Linked DNA regions of Mus musculus: region 1 is linked to region 2. A link is a loop called in an ENCODE intact Hi-C map of the cell type or tissue named here. Cell type or tissue: left cerebral cortex. All regions are shown on one strand. Links, peaks and the distances in the headings refer to the core of each region. The heading gives the core; the rest is flanking DNA.

Evidence for each region. Peaks named below come from ENCODE experiments on the same cell type or tissue, not always from the same donor. Only the 100,000 strongest peaks of a DNase experiment are listed, where the experiment ranks them.
Region 1: it touches region 2 in a loop (2.1-fold over the local background); 6 of 42 quality-filtered maps call a loop at or near these places.

The regions. Positions count from the first base shown.
Region 1 is chr17:27,021,946-27,032,889 of GRCm38, forward strand. It overlaps Bak1 (BCL2-antagonist/killer 1), which reads right to left and starts at 6,682. Exons shown (of 6, transcript NM_007523.3): 1 at 6,466-6,682; 2 at 3,848-3,948; 3 at 797-932; 4 at 494-637. The coding sequence starts at 3,911. It overlaps Ggnbp1 (gametogenetin binding protein 1), which reads left to right and starts at 7,314. Exons shown (of 6, transcript NM_027544.2): 1 at 7,314-8,001; 2 at 8,731-8,855; 3 at 10,618-10,712; 4 at 10,816-10,944. The coding sequence starts at 7,514. In left cerebral cortex, for the core only: CTCF peaks have their summits at 5,980 and 6,697 (motif pointing left); DNase peaks (open chromatin) are centred at 6,128 and 6,694; H3K4me3 peaks cover 1,643 bases; H3K27ac peaks cover 1,985 bases.
Region 2 is chr17:26,968,829-26,979,772 of GRCm38, forward strand. It overlaps Syngap1 (synaptic Ras GTPase activating protein 1 homolog (rat)), which reads left to right. Exons shown (of 19, transcript NM_001281491.2): 19 at 1,671-3,606. The coding sequence ends at 1,817. Zbtb9 (zinc finger and BTB domain containing 9) reads left to right here and starts at 4,351. Exons shown (of 2, transcript NM_001005916.2): 1 at 4,351-4,486; 2 at 4,728-7,375. The coding sequence starts at 4,795. The coding sequence ends at 6,174. In left cerebral cortex, for the core only: CTCF peaks have their summits at 6,803 (motif pointing left) and 8,733 (motif pointing right); DNase peaks (open chromatin) are centred at 4,275 and 4,797; H3K4me3 peaks cover 1,974 bases; H3K27ac peaks cover 1,883 bases.

The sequences.
Region 1 (10,944 bases), core at 1,774-9,773, 53 kb after region 2:
CAGCCAGGGCTACATGAGACTTAATGGGGCTGGAGAGCTGGCTCAGCGGTTAGCAATACTGGCTGCTCTTTCAGAAGACCTGGTTTCAATTCTCAGCACCCACATGGTGGCTCATGACGGTCTGTAAACTCTAGCTCCAGCCTTCTGGCCCCATTGGGCACTAGGCACGCAGGTTGGTGCGCACATATACATGCACGCTAAACACCCAGACACAGAAGATAAAGATCAGACAACAGAACTCAAGCCAACTTGGATGTGGCGTCAAAGCAGGGACACTGACTTCCGGTCCTTTCCCTGTTCCCTAGGTTTCACAGTGGTAGCCTATGGCAGGCTGGGATGCGGTATCAGGTGGCCTCTTAGAAGCCATCCAGTTGCAATTGGGCTGGCGGAAGTTGGTATGTTCACCCTGACACCATTCCTCAGCTGGGGAGCCCATCCTATGGAGCGTCTGAGTCTGCGTCATGCGTCTGCGGGGTGGAGGATGGGCTGGTACCTGGAGGCGATCTTGGTGAAGAGTTCGTAGGCATTCCCGGCTGTGGGCTGAAGCTGTTCTAGTAAATTCTGGAACTCTGTGTCGTAGCGCCGGTTAATATCATCTCCGATGAGAGCAAGCTGCCGACCCACCTGACCCAAGATGCTGTAGGGATGAGCATCAGTCAGAGAGCTGGAATTCTGCACTGGGAACCGGGCTCAGGGCAGAGGGGCGCCTCCATGGGGTGGGGGCAGACTTTCCACCTAGCCCTGTCTGAAGGTCTGATAGGGCTCCCAGGACTTGTACCCCAAGGCTGGAGCTTACCTGTTGGGTTCCAGGGGCAAGTTGTCCATCTCGGGGTTGGCAGGGGCGGCCGCCCCCTGGGTCTCCTGTTCCTGCTGGTGGAGGTAAAAAACGTAGCTTCGAAAGACCTCCTCTGTGTCCTGGGCAACCTGCTGTTCTGCAGATCAGAACTGGGGGTCAGCAAAGGCAAGCTGTCCCAAGCACCCTCCTTGGACGCATCCCCACCCCCACTCTCACCCCCATGTGAGCATTCAGCCCGCATGAGAGTTAGTCCTGGCACATGAGGGAGCTCCAGCCTACAGATGGGGAAACTGAGGCACGGGGGTGGGGGTGGGGGGCTAAGCCATGTATACAGGGGTCATGCGGCCTGGACAACTGGGAGGAATTGTTTGTTGTCTTGGTTGTCAGCTTGGTAAGAGTCACCTCTGGGCAGGTCCTACTGTGTTTGCCAGAAAGACTGAAGAAGGGAGGGCCTTCCTCACAGTGAGCGCACCTTCCAGTTGCAGTGCCGCTGCCTGCCCTCCCCCACTGCCTGCCCTCCCCCGCTGCCTGCCCTCCCCCACTGCCTCCCCTCCCTCACTGCCTGCCCTCCCCCACCCACTTGCCCACACTTACTGCCCTCCCCCAATGCTTGCCCTCCCCTACTGCCTGTCCACAGTCACTGCCCTACTGCCTGTCCACAGTCACTGCCTGCCCTCCCCAAACATACCTGTCTACACTCACTTCCTGCCCTCCCCCACTGCCTGCCCTCCCCCATGCCCATCCACCCCACTGCCTGTGGGTAAGTACTGCATCTCGCTGTTGCTGCTTTCCTTGTTATCAGCACCCAGCTGCCCCAGCCTTCTGCTGTGCAGAGACCCAGGGCTGTCCAGGAACCCTTCAGGGCTTTGACACCAGACTGGGACTTCTGGGGTTTGTGCCTTGTGACCAAGCAGCTGCCAGGTTCTTGGCCACCCCAGCATGTAGATGGCCTTCGCTGGACAGCTCGGGCCCGGCCAGGATCCTAATCAAACAAGTCCCCTTGTCATCTCTGCCCGCTCTCGGTTCTGCTCTTCGGAAGAGCCTGTTGCAGAATGACAGCCCAGAACTGGGCTCTGTGGTGGGAGTTCTGGTTTCTTTAACCCCCGAGTTGGGCTCTATGGATGCTTGTGTTTTAATCCAGGCGTGGGATGGGCGGCTTCTTCAGACTGTCCACAGCAGCTGACCATGAAGTTTCCTGCTCTAGTGGGGCATGACTTGTGCCAGCTGAAGATAGATGAATTTTGGGGACTCTGGAGAGCCCCAAGAGGGCCTGTGGCAGCTGCTGCTGGTTCATTGCGTTTGCTACCCCTGGACTGCTGGATATCCTGACGACAAAGATTGGCCTTTCCCCAAGGAACCCAACCACCCTGACCAGCAGGAAGTAGTGTATTTTGTTGACTGAAAGAGGTCTATGCCCCCTTTCTTGTCTAACTTTCTTTCTCTCCTACCTAATGTTGGAGGGTTGAAAGGAATTAGGGTGGAAAGGGATGTAGCCTTCTATAGGTTACTTCAAACTGATTAGGGTCAGTGGGTTTCTTGGGGCAGGTCCAATCTTCCTTGTTTGAATATCCAGCAGTCCAACAGTAGCAAATGCAGTAACAAGGGGGGCAGCTGCCGCCGCCGCCACAGACTCTCTTGCAGAACTCTCGAATTTATAACCTCTCCAGAGTCCCCAGAACTAAACTATCTGCAGCTGGCAAAAATCACATCTCCCCAGAGCACAAGACAATCCTAGTTAGCAGCTAGGGACGGAGTGAAGCAGCCCCTTATCCTACACCTGGGATTCAAATGAAAACATATTCACATAACATAACTTTAAAAAAATGAATTTCAAGATTTATGTTCATATATATGAGTACTCTGTTTGCGCATATGCCTTCACGATAGAAGAGGGCATTGGATCCCATTACAGAGAGTTGTGAGCCACCATGTGGTTGCTAGGAACTGAACTCAGGACCTCTGAGAGCAGCCAGTGCCCTTAAACACTGAGCCATCTCTCCGACCCACGTAACTGGGTTTTTGTTTTTTGTCTTTTTGGGTTTTTTGTTTGTTTGTTTGTTTTTGGTTTTTTGAGACAGGGTTTCTCTATGTAGCCCTGGCTGTCCTGGAACTCACTCTGTAGACCAGGCTGGACTTGAACTCAGAAATCCGCCTGCCTCTGCCTCCCAGTGCTGGGATTAAAGACGTGCGCCACCACTGCCCAGCTATAACTGGATTTTGTAAGAAACCAGAATTCTCACTGCAGGGCTCCTGAGCTGTCTGGGTGGGATGTGGACCCGAGGCCTTGGAGTATAGGAAATGGGAGGAACCAAGTTGAAATTGGGGAGTCTTTGCCTCAAAAGTCAAAGGAGAATAGCTTGTTTTTCACTGTTTTGAGACAAGGTTCTTCTACGTAGCCCTGGCCAGCCTGGAACTTGATGGGCTAGCCTTGACCAGGCTGGCCTCAAATTCATAGAGATCCTCCTCCCACACCTCCCTGGCGTTGGGAATAAAGGTGTGCGCCCACAAGCACTGTAGGGATTGGTGGTTTTGTTCTGAGGCAGGGTCTTAGTCTGCCTCACTCAAGCCCAGGCTGACCTGGAATTCGTTCTGTAGGACTGACCGACCTGGGATTGCAGACATGAGCTACCACACCCGGCTCACACAGACCTGGGATGTGAACCCCAAGTCCAGGGACCAGCCTGATCTCCACGCCCAACCACTTCAGAGAAGAGAAAGGTCAGCCATTTCACTTCCTCTCCAGAGTTCATGATAATGCCATTCCCTGTCCACAGACCTGACTGTAAGAAGCCAGGTCACTTCCTCCTTTCTTCCACTGCGGCAGCCAGGCGGGGTTCTTCTAACCCTCCCTCCCTCCCTCCCTCCCTCCCTCTGCCTGCCCCTGTGACACATACACACACACACACACACACACACACACACACGCGCATGCATGCGCACACACACCATGCGCATGCATGCGCACACACACCATGCGCATGTGCGCACACCAGTCCAGTGTACTTCTAAGTCTTGTACTTAATGAGGTTCTGAGGGGCAGGAGGCTCTTACCAGAAGGGGACGGGGACTCATCGCAGCCCACCTTCGGGGGACCTGGTCCTTGTCCAGATGCCATTTTTCAGGTCTTGGTGGAGACCACCGTCACTTGTCACCTGCAGAGACAGGTGAGAGAAAGCAGAGGTGAGGCGCGGGTAGTGATGTGTGACCTTAATCCCAGTACTTAAGAGGCAGAGGCAGGCAAGCCAACCTGGTCTTCCAGAGAGGATAGCCAAGGCTATACAGTGAGACCCTGTCTCAAGGAGGAAAAATGGAGACTAACCCCAGAGTGTTGCCCTGGTTACCACAGAGCAGGGCACCCCACTTCCTCAACTGACAGGAAGACCTTGCAATCCTCTGGGACTAAAGTTCTGCCACCTTGAGGGCCTGGTGGTATCTCCTGGGAGCAATTTGAATTCAGCACCTGGTTGCACCCCTTCAGGGGAAACACAAGGACCATTGAGGCAGCTAGGCAGAGACCAGGCGAGGTCAAGGTCTTGAGAAGGCTGCGACATAGACACAGCTCTTTCCAGTCACTCCCGGACAGCATGAAGCTGCTTTCAGAGACTGGTATGTGTGTGTGTGTGTGTGTGTGCGTGTGCGTGTGCGTGTGCGTGTGCGTGTGCGTGTGTGTGTGTTGTCCTTCTTCCTGGGGTTTCTGAGGCTGCCGGTCCCTTCCTCAGCCTGGCACCTCCCAGGTGGGACATGAATGTTTTCCAACAGGGCCTCTGGGCAGCAAACTCTACCATGGACTCTGGCCACTTAGGAGAACTTTGCTGTGTGTTGTGTGTTGAAAATTCCCGTTCGTGCTGGGTGTGATGGGACATGGTTTGATTCTAGTGTTTGGGAGAATCCTGGCAGTTTGGTCTACATATGGAGTCCCAGGCCAGCCAAGGCTAGGTAGTGAGATATAGTCTCAAAAAAAGAAAAAAAGGAAAGAAGGAACAAAAGAAAATACTCATAACACAGGTATGGCCAGTGCCTGTGCCTGCTTTACAGATTGGAAAAATAGGAGCAGAAAGAAATGGTTACCTGGGCCACGTGGCCAGAGAAAGACATTTGTCTGGCAGAATGATTGTTTTGTTTTTAACATATATATTAAACACACACACACTACATATGTACTACTCTACCTGCTCTCCAACAGTAAGCCTCCAGGGTGGTATTATTATTGATATTCCTATTATTATTATTAAGAGAGAGAGAGATCTGGGTGGAGTCAGCGTCCCCTGGCTCTGCTGGCCAGAGGACCTCATATGGTTGGTTTTGTGTGTGTGTGTGAACGTGTGTGAAGGTTAGGGGTAGTTGGTCAGTTCTCGGGAATGGGTTCTCTCCTTCCACCATGTGGGTTCCAGAGATAGAACCTGGGTTGTTACACTTGGCTGCAAGCCCCTTCATTTGCTGAGCTATCTCACTGGCCCAGAATTTTTTATTTTTGAGACAAAGTCTCAGGGCTTATTTCACAGTTTGTCCCCAGGGCACCTCTCCTTCCAACCACTGCTTGGAAGTGAGCTGGGGTCTCTCACAGTCTCCCCAGTGTACCTCACTGCTACAGCACACAGTGTGCCAAATCACACCATACTCTTTGGTGCTGTCTTCTTTGGTTATTGGTTTATTTATCTACCTACCTACCTGTCTATTTGTTCATTTCAGACAGGTTCCCTCTAGGCAGCCTGAGGAAAGTCTTGTATCCCTGATCCTCCTGACTCAGCCATTGGCTGGCTGGTGTTATAGCCACACCCAAGCCCGTTTTCCTCTTTGACCTGTCTCAGAGTTCGGTTAGTTCCTGAGGCAAGACCTTTCACTTTCAGTTTGCACCCTTTCAAGAGTTCCCACCCCTATGTGGGCCACCTCCATCACTGCAGGAAGCACTCTTTGAAAAGGGGTGGGGGAGGGCCGGCTCCCCTTCACCTCCCTCTTCATTGATGGAGACAGGGTGAGCAGACAGACCCTCCTCTTGCCATCCCTGAGAGCCAGGCCTCATCAAGACAACCCTCTGCTGGGCATAGTCTACCCAACGGCTCCTTCCGGGATAGGGTGCTCTTCCTGGTACCTTGTAATCCCAGGCCAGCAGGGCCAGGGGACGCTGACTTCATCCACATCTCTCTCTCTCAAAATAATAATAGTAATAATAACACCACCCTGGAGGCTTACTGTTAGAGAGCAGGAAGAGTCTCAGAAAAGCCCTCCACAGCCAGTGCTGCCCTGGCCCACCTGGCCCCCATCCAAGTCGCCTTGACTTCCCATTATGTCCACTGGCTGGGCCCAGGATGCATGTTCCTCACAACCGACCACTAGGCTGTACCTAGAATCATTCTGGGGGAGGACTGTCCGTGTCCTGGTACAGCAGGGAGTATCAACCGTATAATTTCTGTCTCTGTTCATGACCTTGACCCTCCCCTCCTTCCACATAAAAGTCCAGGGCCACCAGAACCGGGCAGGAAGGGGCGCTTCTGATGTATAGCCAGAGGCCCTGTGTGAACCATGCCTGCAGCTTCCCTTTCAGAACCTCCCAGGGAAGCCACATCAAGGCCTCCCTCCTCACCGGGTTGCCGATGGAGGTTTCTGCCCCACCCTGGGCCAGAATTGCCCAGGATTAGGACGGTGGGATTTGGCACTGGCTGCCCGTGTACCTGAATGACTCTGCTCCAGATGTGGGATGGCTCAGCCGTGCAAAGACGAAGACCCCGAAGGGCTTGCTGGCTGCTTCCAGGGGCCAAGGTTTCAGGCCTGACTGGCAGGAACTGGTATCAGTGGATTCATGGTGCTGGATGCCGCCTCGGGTTGCCTCTTGGCCCAGGAAACCTCGCGACTTTGTGACCATAGAGGAGGTCCCAGCTCCCGGCAATGACCAGCTCCCTCTAGAGGAAGTTCTCGGTGGCCGCCGGATGCAGGCGCTCAGGGAGGCTGCTGCTTAGGGGAAGGTCCTCGGCCGGGCTTGGAAGCAGCTACAGCCTCCCCTGCCTGCCCTGTCCCAGCCAAGGGGAAAAGCGTTCTGTTTTCTGCCTTTCCTGTCTCTGATTCCCGGGCCTCCTCTTCCATCTTCTCCCTCTAGTGAAAAGCAAACCACAGACAACAACAAAAACCAGGATGAGCTGACCTGCAGTCCCAGCGTTCAAGAGGCTGAAGCAGGAGGATCATGAAATAGAGGCCAGCCTGTGCTACTAACACCCTAAAAGAGAGGAGGAGGAGGGGGAAGGGGAGGAAGAAGAGGAGGAGGAGGGGCAGCTCAGAATTTGTGCTGTCCTAGATCCCTGCAGCCTGGCAGCTGCAGGGACTGATCTCAAACCCAGAGTAAACAGGAGTTTATGGATAGACAGGAGCATATGATGTCCTGTTCTCAGCGTGTGCACCCTCCTCCCCCCCCCCCCCGGCCGCCCTATCTGCCTTCAGCCAGGCTTCCACAGCCTGTGGGTGCTGTTGTGTTATGTCTCACCATCCCTCAATCTCCAGCCTTCCTCTGAGACCTGCTGAGCTGGACCCTGGCTAGCTCCCTCTACCCCTCTACCCGCTTTCCTTCCAGTAGACCCCCCCCCACCAGCCTCCAGTTATAGCCTCCCCCCACCCCCACCTCCTCTTTGCCTTCTAGAACTTCTGGAAGTTTCCAACTGGAGGTTTCTGCTAGCAGTTGGTCCTGGGCTGGCTGCCATGGCTTCTCCCTGAGTCGGGGTCCCACTCAGGATGGCAGCCCCGGCGCGGACCCCTCGGTCACGGATCTTAGGCTGCTCCTCCATGCTGCGCTTTCTCCGAAACCTGGTGGGGAGTAAGGGCGGTTCTAAGAGCACTAACAAGCCCCTGACCAGGAGCCAGCCCAGCTCCTCATGGGAGCAAGATGTTGTCTCCCCAATGATGGGCCACCAGGGAGGTCGTGGGAGGAAGGAGCCCCGGGCCAAGGTCCACTCTGCAGCTTCCTCTAATGGGAAGAGGGAGCCCCCGCCCAGGGTTCTCTCTGCAGCTCCCTCCAACCCGAGGCATGATGCCTTTGAGCTGGGCACTGGGGACTCAGGGTCCCAGACCCTCACCTCCAAGGATGTCCCGAAGCTAAGGGCCCAGGGTGTTGAGGTAACATCAGTTCCTCTCAGAGGAACCTGGGAGGTTCTGGAGCAGCTACCTGAGAAGAAAGGAGAGGAGGAGGAGCCAGTAGGGGAGGTCTCCGGGGCCTCAGACAGGTGAGGGGCTGGTGCTGCTGGTGCTAGGGCTGGTGGGGTAGCCTGATCTAGCTAGAACAGAAGGAGGATGCAGGCATGAGGGCCATGACTAGAAGCCCACAGCTGTAATGGGCTGGGGTAAGGGGTCCTGAATAGTGAAAGCCATGAGGGACAGTTAAGGGTCCCAAGGGAGGGAGGGTCAGCAAACAGGGCTGTGTGAGGAGTGGCTGGGAACTGAGGTGTGGCTTCAGAGTGGAGTACCGCCTGCCTAGCACGGTCCAGGCCTGGGTTTAGTCCCCAGCACAACAAAACACATTGGTGGCACACATCTTTCATCCCAGCACTCAGGAGGCAGAGGCAGGCAGATCTCTGCATTTGAGGCCAGCCTGGTCTACAGCTAGGGCCACACCGAGGGGTATCTTGTCTTGAAAAAACAAAGAACAACCAAAGAAAATATCCTAGAGGCTAGGAAGGGTGCACTAGAGTCTGGACAGAAGTACGCTGAAGTAGGCTCTGCTCCAGCCTGTACCCCTACTTTCCTGCCTGGCTTTCTCTCCCACTGGTCTTAGCAGCAGTTCCCTGTCTGGAAGGTGCCTAGCTCCCCACATCCTATGTCCCCCAGAGGTGGTAGGGAAACCCCTCTGTTAGCTATCCCAGGGAACAGAGCAGGTCCGTGGAGAGACTCAAGGTAGAGTCAGGCCACATTTGTGGGTGTCCCCTGACCCCACCTGACTGTGGCTTTGGGTTTAGGGAGCATTTTGGCCAGGCCCTGGAGACAGAACAAGGATGCTTACAGTGGGTTCCGGGACCACTGGCGCTCACCCCTGGGGCCTTCATCAAGGAGGAAGAGGATGAACACTGCCCAATTGAGTTTGGTAAGGATGCAGGTGGGAGGGGCAGAGGGGAGGGGAGCAGAAATGGATGCCTCTCCTCTAAGACTTCTGGGGGTGGGGGTGGGGCAGGAGCCCAGCAGGGCATGAGGCAGAATCTGAGGTTGGAACCCCACTTGCTCCACGCCGTGTCATGTGACAGAGGAGCATTGCTGGGTATCTCTGCCTACTCTCCTCACCCATAAAATGGACATGGGCAACAAGGGCCTCTGAGGCATCTAAAGATCAGTGAGGTATCAAGGGCTAGATGAAGGCTGAGCACACAGTAGGGCCTGGTACACAGTAGGCACCGTGCTGCGACTCATTCTAATCCCAGCACTTAAAGGGGCCCAAGAGAACTGAGTTCAAGCCTAGCCCAGCTTCTTCAAGGTGCTGTGCTGCAGGATATTTGATCACACCATGAACCCCAAGATTGTTTTATTTACTGAGCTTTAAAAAAACCTGGTTCTGGTTGTGGTGTGACTCAGTTGTAGCACACATCTTTAATCCCTCTGGCTGGGATACAGACAACACCTTAGTACATACCTTTACTCCCTCTGAGTGCAATACAGACATATCCTCAGCACAGGCCTTTACTCCCAAACAGTGAAGGTAAAGTGAGTTTGTAGAAGGAAGCAGCCATGTTTGAAAGTGATGTCTCATTGAGTGGCAGACAAAGTGATGAATCAGAGAAAGATTTGACAGAATGGGATCTGCCCAACTCAGAGAAGAGAGAAGAAAGGGAAGCTACTTGAGGGGCAGTGGAGAGAGAGAAGGAGGCATTTTTAACTGGGAGAGTTGTGCAGAGACAGGTTGAAGAGAGAACAAGCCAGACTGAAGTGAAGACAGACAGACAGACAGACAGACAGACCAGAGAATGAGAAGGAACCGGAAGATTAGAACAGATGGCCATATTTTGAGCCCAGGAAGAAAGAAGTCAGAGGCTGAGAGAGAAGCCAGATTGGATCAGTCATCTTGGAGAGGAGTTTGAGCCAGAACAGCTGAGTTGACTGGCCAGCCAGAGCTCAGAAAGGACTAGAAAGGGTGAGCAAGTCTCAGAGGCTGAAAACATCCTAGGCCTAGATTAGACTGTACAGAGGACTAAGCCTATGTTAGCCAATGGAGGCAGTAAGCCTTGGAGAGGACAGTTACATCAGAAGAACAGAAGTTACTTTTAGGGGCTGGTGAGATGGCTCAGTGGGTAAGAGCACCCGAGTGCTCTTCCGAAGGTCTGAAGTTCAAATCCCAGCAACCACATGGTGGCTCACAACCACCCATAATGAGATCTGATGCCCTCTTCTGGTGTGTCTGAAGACAGCTACAGTGTACTTACATATAATAAATAAATAAATACATAAATAAATAAATAAATAAATAAATCTTAAAAAAAAAAGAAGTTACTTTTAAAAGAAAGAAAGTAATGGCCATAACAAAGCTAAGCATAGCAGCCCACATCTGGGATCCCAGGGGGCAGAGGAGGAAGGTCAGGAGTTCAAGGCCAGCCTTCAGTGAGGTATCTCAAGAACACAGAACAGCAACAACAAAATCACAGAAAGTAATGAGACCAGGGGACACACCATCGGTCTTTAGGTAAAGAACACTACTGCCAAGCTTGAGACCTGAGCTGGCTTCCCTGGACTTGAGTGGTGGAGAGTGAGAACTCCTGTTCACATACCCGTGCTGAGCTATGTGCCTCTCCCCTCCCCCTCCCTCCGAGACCGGCCGCCCATCAACTTTCTGTCAACCTCAGATGTCACTACCTTCACAGGAGACCTCAAGCCGTCCTCTTGCAAGGTGGGGTCCACCCCGTGGAACTATCTCCTTGGCTTGTACAAGCAGCTCCAGAAGTCAGCCATGGCCAAGGTCAGTGGGGTCAGGTCCCCTCCTGTCTTCCTTTCTTTCTGGTTTTGGGAGGAGGGGACACAGACCAAGAGTCCTGACCACCCCACCCCCCACCCCCGCACAGGCTCAGAGACCAGCTGCGCCTCAGTTGGCTCTCAAGGATGGCTTGCCCCACGAGGAGAAAGGGGAGAGAGAAGAAGCGGTGGATGAGAGCTGTCCCAAGTGGTGTGCCCCTCGCGCCTCTAGCGACGAG
Region 2 (10,944 bases), core at 1,983-9,982:
TCTAAATTTGGGTTCATGAGGGCGTAGGGGGCATGCCCATGTGTCGTTATGAGCAGACATGCAGAGTGGAGACGATCTGGGGTTCCTTCCCTGCTCTCCTGCTGTGTGTGCTCAGGGTCTTCCACGACTGACTGCCTGGGACATACCCTGAGCCCAGAGGGTAGCTTGTCTAAGGTTATATTTGGGGTGGCCTTGTAACAACAGGTGAGTCTTTGATTCTGATACGGAGGTGGGGGAAGCTGATCTCGGGAGGCTGCATTTTTTTTGTGTGTCCTTTGGAGATAGGGTCAGATATAACTACATGCTGCCCTACCTAAATGTCTTGTAGCTTAGACAGTAATTTGGTTATTTGTTCCAAACTATTTGTAGGCTTTGATCTCACTGCAGCCCAGCTGCTACTTAAACCTAATAGAATTCATTTTAAGTTGGATTTTAAAGGCCAAGTACGTGTCCAACATTGTGGGGCCACACGGCCCCCTCTTCCAGCACAGACACAGAAGGCTGCGTTGAGAGGAGGAGCCATGAAGTGGGTAAAAGAGCCATAGAAGCTTCTGAAAATAGGCCCAAGAGTGGCCTCTAGGGTCTGCTACTCAAGCTGGAAACCTGGGGAGGGGAACCAAGGCAGAAGAAGGATGGAGGGTTGGGAGGAAGGGACAGCCAGTCTGGGAATTCACTCTGGGCACAGTGAATGGCTTTAAACCAGTGGTTCTCAACCTGTGGGTCATGCGCCCTTTGGGGTCTAACAAGCCCTTTACAGGAGTTCCCACATCCGATATGTACATTATGATTCATAATGGTAGCAAAAGTACAGTACTGAAGCAGCGACAAAATAATTGGATGGTTGGGGTGACCACATGAGGAACTCTATTAAAGGGCTGCAGCATTAGGAAGGCAAGGGCCACTGCTCTAATATTGGGAGTCTTCCTACAAGATGTCGCTCCACATCACCTCCCAAATCCCTTCCTGTTTCCACTACAGTCAAACCTAGTTTGGGATGTTATATTTGAAAGGTCCACTCTGATAGCTGACAAAACTGAATGACAACGTCTATTTAGGGAAATGCCTGTCTTTCAAACACAGTAAGTAGAACTCTGTGCACAAGGCTTCCTGCCACACAGGCCCTCAGGGAGCACACATACAGAATGAAGTCTGTTTGCTGGCATAGGTTAAGTCCCCTCCTACAGACATGTTTTCCACCAATTTGTTTAGTACAGTCTTTTTTTTTCACAGATAAAGGAAAACTCAAGTCCTGGTTTTGTTCAAATTATTAACAAACTTCCAGATCTGTAGGGGTTTGCACTAATGAGGTTTTACTGTACTGCCTCCTCTGTTTCCTCAGTGCGTTCTGGGAAGTTCCTGCCTGGGGTGGAGGGTGCTGGGAGGGGGCTCCATGGAAGTGGGGCTGAGGGGGGGGTAACAGTTCCTGAAGTGGGCATTATATTGGAGGGAAGGTGAGAGCTAGCAGGTTTTGAGCTGGTTTTCTGGTGTAAGTCTGGTTCAAAGGCTCCTGGTAGGAGTTGGGGTGAGGTTTCCTGGAGGTGAGAAACAAACAGGAGAAGGGTGGACATGGCTGTGGCTGGGCTGGGTTTGGGTGAGCACAGCTTGGGGCCACATCCTGGCCCCGCGAAGCGTCTCAATAAGTCCGCGCTCTCCTCTTTGGTGTCTTGCAGGAGAGGCAGCTTCCCCCCTTGGGTCCAACAAACCCGCGTGTGACGCTGGCCCCACCTTGGAACGGCCTGGCCCCCCCAGCCCCACCCCCCCCACCCCGGCTGCAGATCACAGAGAACGGCGAGTTCCGGAACACCGCAGACCACTAGCCCACCCAGCATCACAGACCTCCTTCCCTGTGCACCCTACCCCAGCCCACCCAGCGTCACAGACCTCCTTCCTTGTGCACCCCACCCTGGAACATCACCAACCACCAGGACTGGACGTCGCCAAGGGACAGCGGGATTGTCTCCCTTAATGCCTCCTTGGGGCACCCATCTGCCGACCCCACTACTCCATTCTAGGAGGGAGAGTGGGACCCTCAGCTGCCCTCTTTCACCCCAGTACACCACCTACCCCACACAGACCCCTTCACTCTGGGGTGCTATCCCTGTCCTCTGCCTCATAGTTCCCCTGAGCACTGGGGGGACAGACCCTCACCCCCACACTGGGGGTGTGGCACCTCCAAACTTTCAACTTCAGGGTGATTTTTTAGCAGTAACCAGAGCTGACAATCTATAACTCCCCTCTACCACCCCATTTTGGCCTCCCCTGCCCCCCCTTGTTATGGGGAGGGGACCCCGGGTGAGGGGGCCCTATTACCCCTTGATTTCTCAGGAGCGTCTGGGGGGGCTCAGCACGCACAAACTCCTTCTCCTCTTTCCACTCTTACATTAACTCTCCCCACCCAGAACCCAGATGGGGTGGAGGGGGCCACCGGGGCAGGGAGGGGGCGGCAAGGGGGGAATGGGAGTTGCCTCCCCTTCTTCCCACACCTGATCTGCTCTTGGCTGGTCCCAGAGCGGGGTGAGGGGGCTTATGCCCCCCCCTCCCCCAGTGTGTTGGGTGGGGTGGAATTGAGGTTTGGATGAGGGGGTTAGGGTATAGGAGGCCATGTGTGTTGGGTTGTGGAGGGACAGACTAGCTGATCTGCCCTACCCTGACATGCAGCCAGCCCTCTACCCCTTCCCTCTCTTGTCTCTACTCCCATGGGGAGGGGGGAACTTACTCTAGGAAAAGCCATGTCTCTCTCCCCCAGGATGGGGGGACCTGTGTTGGAGGATGGGTGTTTGGGGGCCCCCTTACATGACTCTGTCCCCTGGGGGAGGTAGGACAGGGCTGGGCTTCCCTCTCACCCTCACCCTCACCCAGTCTCCCTCCCTCCCGCCAGCTCCATGCTTTTTCGGTGTTTTTCTGTACATAGCTCTCTGGCGGTATAGGGGAGGTAGGATGGATGGGGTTTGGGGTGGGTAGGCCATGGAAGGGGAGAAACCCCTCCCGGGTACCCCCTCTTCTCTGACTGCTGCCCCCTACCCAGCCTTGTCTCTTCACTCCTTGCGTTTGGTATTGAGAATTCTTCCCAGACTCCAGACTCGATCTTTCTTTTGTATGGACAGCTCTCCTTCGGTCTAACCCTCTACATACACCCACCCAGCCGGGGCCAAATTTATACTTATATAAAAGTTGTAAATATGTGAAATTTTATCCCATGCCCTTTCCTCTGCTTTCCCCATCAGGCCTTACCCTTGAACCTCCTCCCTCCTCTTTGGCTGTTGTAATTATCTGGGGTTTGTACTGTACATAATTGGGGAGGGGGGCTGGGAGGCGACCCCTCTGTACAGAGCTTCCTGGCTCCCTAGCCCCACCCCTCACTTCCCTCCCCACCCACCACCTTAAGAGTAGGGAGAAGATCTTCTTACTCTTTTTTTTTTTTTTTTTTTTTGCTGTTTGTTTACTCGTTCTCCTTCCTGCCCCTGCTCCCAGACTCTTGGTCCCCCACCACTGCCCCCCCTTTTCTCCCACTCCCAGGCCCATTTCCTTTTTTTTTTTTTCTTTTCTTTTCTGGAGTGTGTGGTGAAACAGAAAAATCATGTTTAATAAACGGAGATTGTTCTTTTATCACTGGGCTGACTTTTATTTATTTTTGGATTTTCAAGACAGAGAGTCTCCTTGTGTGGCTCTGGCTGGCCTGGAACTCTGTAGACCAGGGTGGCCTTGATTGAACTCAAGAGATCTGCCTGCCCCTGCCTCCAAAGTGCTGGGACTAAGTGCTGCCTCCCCCGGCGTTGGGCCGACTTTTTAGCCCGGGGTCTCCAGAACGACCTGAAGGGTGACAGGGACTACTTTTGGAAAGAACAGTCCTCTTACATTACACACTATACCACCCAGTCAGGAGAACAATATATACCGCAGGGTCTTCCTGGTGAAACTCACACTCCCGCTCTCTCTCCGCCGCAGCACTGGACTCGCTTTAGCGCCCCAAAGACTCCAAGTGCAGGGTCTGTGCAAGACCCTCTTGACTTAGGGCTTAATTGTGAGGACGCTCCTCTGCGAAATGGAGGAAAGGACCCAGGTCCTCAGCAAGCGTGCGCTCCAGACTTCAGACCCGGTTGTCCCGCGTGCACGCGGAGGGCAGCAGCACCTACCTCGCGCGGCGGGACGAGGGAAGCAAGCCTTACTGCGGAGCCCGTGGCTCCCCTCACTGCTACTCCAGAACTGAGGGAACCGCCTTCCACTTCCGCCGCCCTCCCCAAGCCCCGGCCCTCCGTCCGCACAGCCAATGAGGAGACGGCTTGTAGGCTGCCGCTCTCCCATTGGCTGCAGAACTGGTCCCGCCCTCCGTGCCTGGCCGCATTGGCGTCCGGCGGAACTGCGGTAGCTTCCGGCCGGCCAGGCGCACTGGCGGTTGAGGTGCTCCGACGCGGTCGCGCGTGCGGTGGGGGCGTGTCGGTGGGACGTCGCGGGGCCGGAGCTCACTGAGCCGGCCGGAGCGAGCACGGTGAGGAGGGGCGAGCGGTGGCGGAGGGCGACCGGAGCCGGCGAGGTGGGGCGCCATCCCTTCCCTCCTTAGCTTCCGCTGGGCCTGGAGGTGTAAACCCTGGTGTTTTGTTGGGTTTCCTGGTGGGCGGAACTAATATACAGAAGCTTGTCACCGAAGAGTTTTCAAGGGTCGGTGGCGAGCGGCTTGAGACAGGTCTCATACCCCGAACTTGTGTGACCCCAGTCTCTTTCCTCCGCAGCCTTCACCCCGTATAGAACCCTGCACTGCCCGACTCCCCGGGATTTATTTCTCTTCCCGAGGTAGCCATGGATGCTTCGACTCCTTTGCCTCCCGCATCCTCATCTCCGAGATGCAACCCAGCCCCACAGACAATCCACATTGAGTTCCCTCATCATAGCTCTTCGCTGCTGGAATCCCTGAACCGCCACAGGCTGGAGGGAAAGTTCTGTGATGTGTCCCTCCTGGTTCAGGGCAGGGAACTTAGGGCTCACAAAGCAGTGTTGGCTGCTGCCTCTCCTTACTTCCATGACAAGCTGCTTTTGGGGGATGCGCCCCGACTGACTTTACCGAATGTCATCGAGGCCGATGCGTTCGAGGGACTGCTTCAGCTCATTTATTCAGGAAGCCTCCACCTGCCGCTGGATGCCCTCCCTGCCCATCTCCTTGTAGCCAGCGGCCTTCAGATGTGGCAAGTGGTAGATCGGTGCTCAGAGATTCTTCGAGAACTAGAAACGTCTGGTGGGATTTCAGCCGGTGGAAGAGCCTCCAGCCTCACACTTATTTCCACAACATCTTCAGGAGGCTGGTGCATTCGCTCTTCCCCTTTCCAGAACCCAGTACGCTCCTCTGCTTCTACAGAGAATTCTGTTCTCCCTGAGAGCCCCGCTGGAGGGGAGGGGAGTGAACTAGAAGGAATGTTACAGATTCAGGTGAAAGTAGAGGAGGAAGAGGAGCAGGGGTCAGCAGCTCCACTCTTTCAGACTCCTCAGCCGGAGAGAGTGTCGGGAGGGGTTTCCCAAGCTTGTGGATCCCACCCATTGCCTACACCTGCTCTTCCCAGCAAGCCTTCAGAGGATGAGAGCTCAACAGTAGATCCTCCTGCCCCTCCTGTACAAGCTTCCCAAATCTTATATGTGAATCAGGAAAACGTTGAGTGTAAGGAGGAGATAGCAAGAGGCACAAAGGAAAAGACCAAAGTACTATCTGGAGAGGACTCTGAGGAGAAGGAGGAGCTGAGATACTTGCTGTCCTCAGGAGGAGGGGAATCGTCTGGGGCAGGAGATCCATCGTGGAAACCAGTGGATCTTCATGGGAATGAAATCCTGTCAGGGGATGGAGGACCTGGAGGAACAGGGCAGGCTATGCATGGGCCTGTGAAGCTAGGAGGGACACCCCCTGCAGATGGGAAGTGCTTTGCTTGCTTGTGTGGAAAACGGTTTGCAGTAAAGCCGAAACGAGACCGACACATCATGTTGACGTTCAGCCTTCGCCCTTTTGGATGTGGCATCTGTAATAAACGTTTCAAGTTGAAGCATCATCTAACAGAGCACATGAAGACCCATGCGAGAGCTCTGCATGCGTGTCCCCATTGTGGCCGTCGATTCCGTGTCCAGGCCTTCTTCCTTCGCCACCGGGACTTATGCAAGGGCCAGGGCTGGCCCACTTACCACTGGACTTACAAATGACTACTGGTGCTCTCTAGTGATTTCTAGGACAAGATAGCCCCTGCTGCTGCTGGACTCTTACCTTCACCACCTCAGTCCTGGATTGTATAATCATTCCAAGAGATTATATATATTGTCATGAACCCCTTACTCTTGGGTATGGGTCTCACCCTGGTAGTCCAGGTTTAGACAGACTTTAGAAAATCATGCTTCTGGTCACTTAACCTAAATGGCCCTTTTTGTATTGATAGCCAGTGAAGGAACTGCTGAGCTCAGATTAATGAGAGAGGAGTTGGGGCATAGTCACCCAGTAACTCTTAACTTCATCTTCATGGGGGGGAGAGGGAGCTGGTCTCCAACTAGGAATGCATTTGATTCAGAGCTCAAGTAATTGCCAGACTAAGGTCTGAGCGGCTTCTCCCTCCCTGTTAGCAGTATTCTGTTTCTGTACTTTCTGTCATTTTCCAGATGCTTTTTAGGTTCTCACCAGTATACACCTTTCCCAAATATCCTTTTAAAAATACTTGAGTGGGGCTGGAGAGATGGCTCAGTTATTAAAAGCACTCTGCTCTTCTAGAAGTCCTGAGTTCAATTCCCAGCAACCACATGGTGGCTCACAACCATCTAAAATGGATCTGATGCCCTCTTCTGGCATGCAGGCATACATGCAGACAGAGCATTCATACATTTAAGAAAAATGTATTTGAACATGCAACAAGTGTGGTGCACACATTTAATTACAACACAGAGGAGGCAGAGGCAGGTGGATCTCTTCTAAGTTCAAGGCCAGCCAGGGCTACACATGGTGAGACCCTATCTTTAGGGGTAAAAATAGTACTTGAGCACTTTAGCAAACTGAGCATTTCATATTCTATTCTGAAAGTCCATAGTAGAGTGTATTCCCTCAGCAGCCTTCACCTTGTCCGCCTTTCACTACCACTGATAACTTGCTTATGATCACAATGACAGATATGACCCACGAACTCAGGAGATGGCAGGTGACCTACAAAGCTCTCAGGGTGGCATTTGCTCTCTGAGCAGATCGCCCTGCTTAGAGGAACTCAGGGTTGAAACCACACGTGGTGAAGTCTGCAGAGGAGCTACAATGGGACCGTACTGCTTTCTTCACCCACACTTGGTAGAGGTAGAGGGGTAGATAGTAGAATGGAGGTGAAGGGAAATTTAAGGTTGTTAATAAACTCTGCCCTGAAATCTAAACTGACAGTAGACTGGCTTGAGTGAGTGCTGTGGAGATGCAGAGCTGAGCTGCAGGAGAGCTGAGCTGCAGGAGATGAGTGTGTTCCTTTCCCAGCCAGTTACATCAATGGGAGAAGAGTGAGCTGGTATCAGAGACTTGACATGGAGAGTGCTATCCTGGACTCGGGCAGGCCCTGCTGCTGCTGAGGACCCTCAGGTGAGTTACTTTATGTCTCAGAGTCTGACCTGCTGCTACTGCTTGGTTCTCTGTCTTGGTTTGTCGAGATCTCGTCTTACTATATAGCCCAGACTGGCCACAAACTCAGGATCCTCCTTCCTCAGCCTGTGTAATACTAGGATTACAAGCACATATTGACATGTCAGGTTTATGTCCACTTTTTGAAAGGCTTTGGGTCACATAATATTAGCTTAAATTATTTCCTAATTTCTGGCAGTATGCATAATGTTAGATGGCACTTTGATTTATTCTATAAATACTTAGAACAGAGCAGTGTGCGAGCCCCTGGTTTTCCCTCATTGGAACAATGTCTCAGTGAGTAAGAGTACTCAGTGCTCAAACATGAAGACCTGAGTTCAGATCCTAGCACTCACGGAAAAAAACCCAGGTTTTGGGCTGAACAGAGGGTTCCACGGGCACCTACTGACAAGCCTGACATCTTGAGTTTGCTCCCCAGAACCCACATGGTGGAAGGAGAGAACCTGCTGGGGGCAGCAGGGCAGCCTGCACAGGAGAGGAGTGGGGGAGAGGAGGGAGGGAGTCAGGCATGGGTGGTCCATGTGGTTCACAGCTCTTGACTGACTAGCAATCAGGTGCCTCTTTATTTATATAGGTTTCACAGAACACAGACAGATTTAATGATTATCCAAGAAGTACAGATTGTGTGTTTGATTTTTCATTACATGTCCAGGGCTACAAGCTCAGTCACCATTAGAAAACACAAACAGAACAGATTTTAATAAATCTATTTATTTATTTTGGTTTTCCAATACAGGGTTTCTCTGTATCCCCCTGGCTGTCCTGGAACTCTGTACACTAGGCTGACCTTGAGCTCAGAGCTCCACCTGCCTCTGCCTCCCAAGTGCTAGAATTAAAAGGTGTGGGTCATCATCACCTAGTGTCTTGGGTTTTTTGTTTTGTTTTGTTTGATTGGTTTGATTGGTTTGGTGCTGGAGATTGAATCCAAAACCTCACGTTTGGAATTACGAATCTCACAAGTGAGCTACAAACCCAGCTGAGTCTTGATCTTGTGGCACTGGACTGAAAATAAGTTTCTCAGGCTTAGATTTTTCAAAACTTACTTTAATAAGGTTTCTTACACACTTTAACCTCCCTTCTAGCCCACCACCACTAGAGGGAGAGGAAAGGTTAACAGGGCAAAGGAGGGACGTGGGCCTGTTTAGAAATAGTTCTTGCCAGGCGGTGGTGGCGCACACCTCTAATCCCAGCACTTGGGAGGCAGAGGCAGGCGGATTTCTGAGTTCTAGACCAGCCTGGTCTACAGAGTGAGTTCCAGGACAGCCAGGGCTACACAGAGAAACCCTGTCTTGAAAACCAAAAAAAAAAAAAAAAAAAAAAAAAAACCCGAAAGCAAAAGAAATCAATCGTTCTTTTGGGCAATTCCATTCTTCATTATCAGGATATTGCCAGTTCAGTTCATAGGGAGCAGCAGCAGCAGCAGGAGCTCGATCCACTCACAAACACCATTCATGAATCAACAATGACAGTTTGATCCAGAAGAAACCATGAGGCTCTGCCAATCACCCTGAGTCCATGGAATGCGGCAAGAATTACCAGAAGTTCTTTGGTGTGTTTCTACAAACTCATAACAAACAATGGTCAGCAAAGAAGGCAAGGCTAACCAATGCCTCAACATGGTCAGTGAAGACCAGCATCAGCAAAGCCCAATAAAGACCAGCAAAGAGTGGCAAGGTGAGCCAATGCCACACAGTCATCTGTGGCCTGTTGGGTTATTTCTACCCTTTCCAAACATGGGTTTCTCTGTGTAGCCCTGCCTGTCCTGGAACTCACTTTGTAGACCAGGCTGGCCTCAAACTCAGAAATCCGCCTGCCTCTGCCTCCCGAGTGACATGTGTCCTCTTAAGTATCTGCTCTAGCAAAACACATGCCCTTTTCCCAGTCAGCTTCCAGAAAAACACCACATGTCCTCGGCAAAACCCTTCCACATAAGACAGTTTCCAGAAAAACATCACATGACACAACTGAGCCGCCAAAGAAACCAGAACTTTCCACTTTAGGCATGGGTTGAGGATGTGAGTTAGTGGTAGATGCTTGCCTAGCAAGTACAAAAGGTCCACAAAATAAGTAAATCTCAATAAGCCTTCAGGTTCATCCCTGTCCTCAGCCAGAGCATCTTATGCCTCAGTGTGACTGCAGTCTTGAAGGAAATTAAGTCCCGAGTAGAAGAGGGAAGCGTGAGTATAGTTCAGCAGAGACCCACTGAAGACAGTTTTCCACCTGTGACCCATCTGGGATACCTTAGAACCTCAATGTTGTAGAAATTTTTAACCCAAAACTAGGGTTTCTACCTTTTCTTTAACCATTTAGTTCCCAGATAAAACACACACGCAACCTTTATAATAAGCCTTAATCAGCCAGCACAAGAGCTAGGCAGATCTCCTCTATGTTCTTATGTCTATTTCCCAGCCAGTAATCTCATATAATCTGCCATGTTTCGTCTCTGCTGCTCTTAATTCCAGTTAGCCAACCCACATGGCCGTTATTTTAAGATTCTTACCCCCATGGCAGTTTCTCCTCTATATCACCTTCTTCTCTCACTTCATCGTTCTCCTGACTCCAAGCCCAGGAACTATAGACCCCACCCATGTCTGTTCTGCCCAGCTGTTGACTGTCAGCATCTTTATTCATCAGTCAGGGATAACTTGGGGAACAAAGCCACATGGTATCACTGGGTCTACATGTGGTCTCAATTTAGCACAGCAAAACACCTCAGTATATGTAGCATATACTTGAGTATTGAAGAAAGGTTGAGCCTGCCCAGCTACCTCCATTTGGCCTGTAAATTTTAAGGCAGGGTTAATGTTTTGTTTTGAGAGTCTCTGGCTGTCCTGGAATTTGATTTGTAGACCAAGCTGGTCAGGAACCTACAGAGATCCTCCTGTCTCTGCCTCCTGCGTGGTGGGATTAAAGGTGTGCCTGACACTCTTTAATCTTTATAATACTTGGTTATCTTGTGAGACAGATGCTGTGTTTAATCATTACCTGATAATGTCTTTTTGTTCTGGACACATCTTTGCTGAGCCCCTCAGCAATCTTACCTGTTAGTTGTGTGGAAACATTAAATTGGGACTGGAAAGGTGACAGTTAACACTTCTGCTCTTACAGACGACTCAGGTTCAATGCCCAGCACCCACATGATGGCCCACAACTGCCTATAACTCTTGCCCCAAGGGACCCAACTTCCTCTTCTGGCCTCCTATGGCACCAGGCATGCACATGGTGCACAGATATACAAGCAGAAGGAACACTCATACACATAAATGAAAATTTAATAAAGATAACCTAGGCATTGTTGACACGTGGCTTTAATCCCA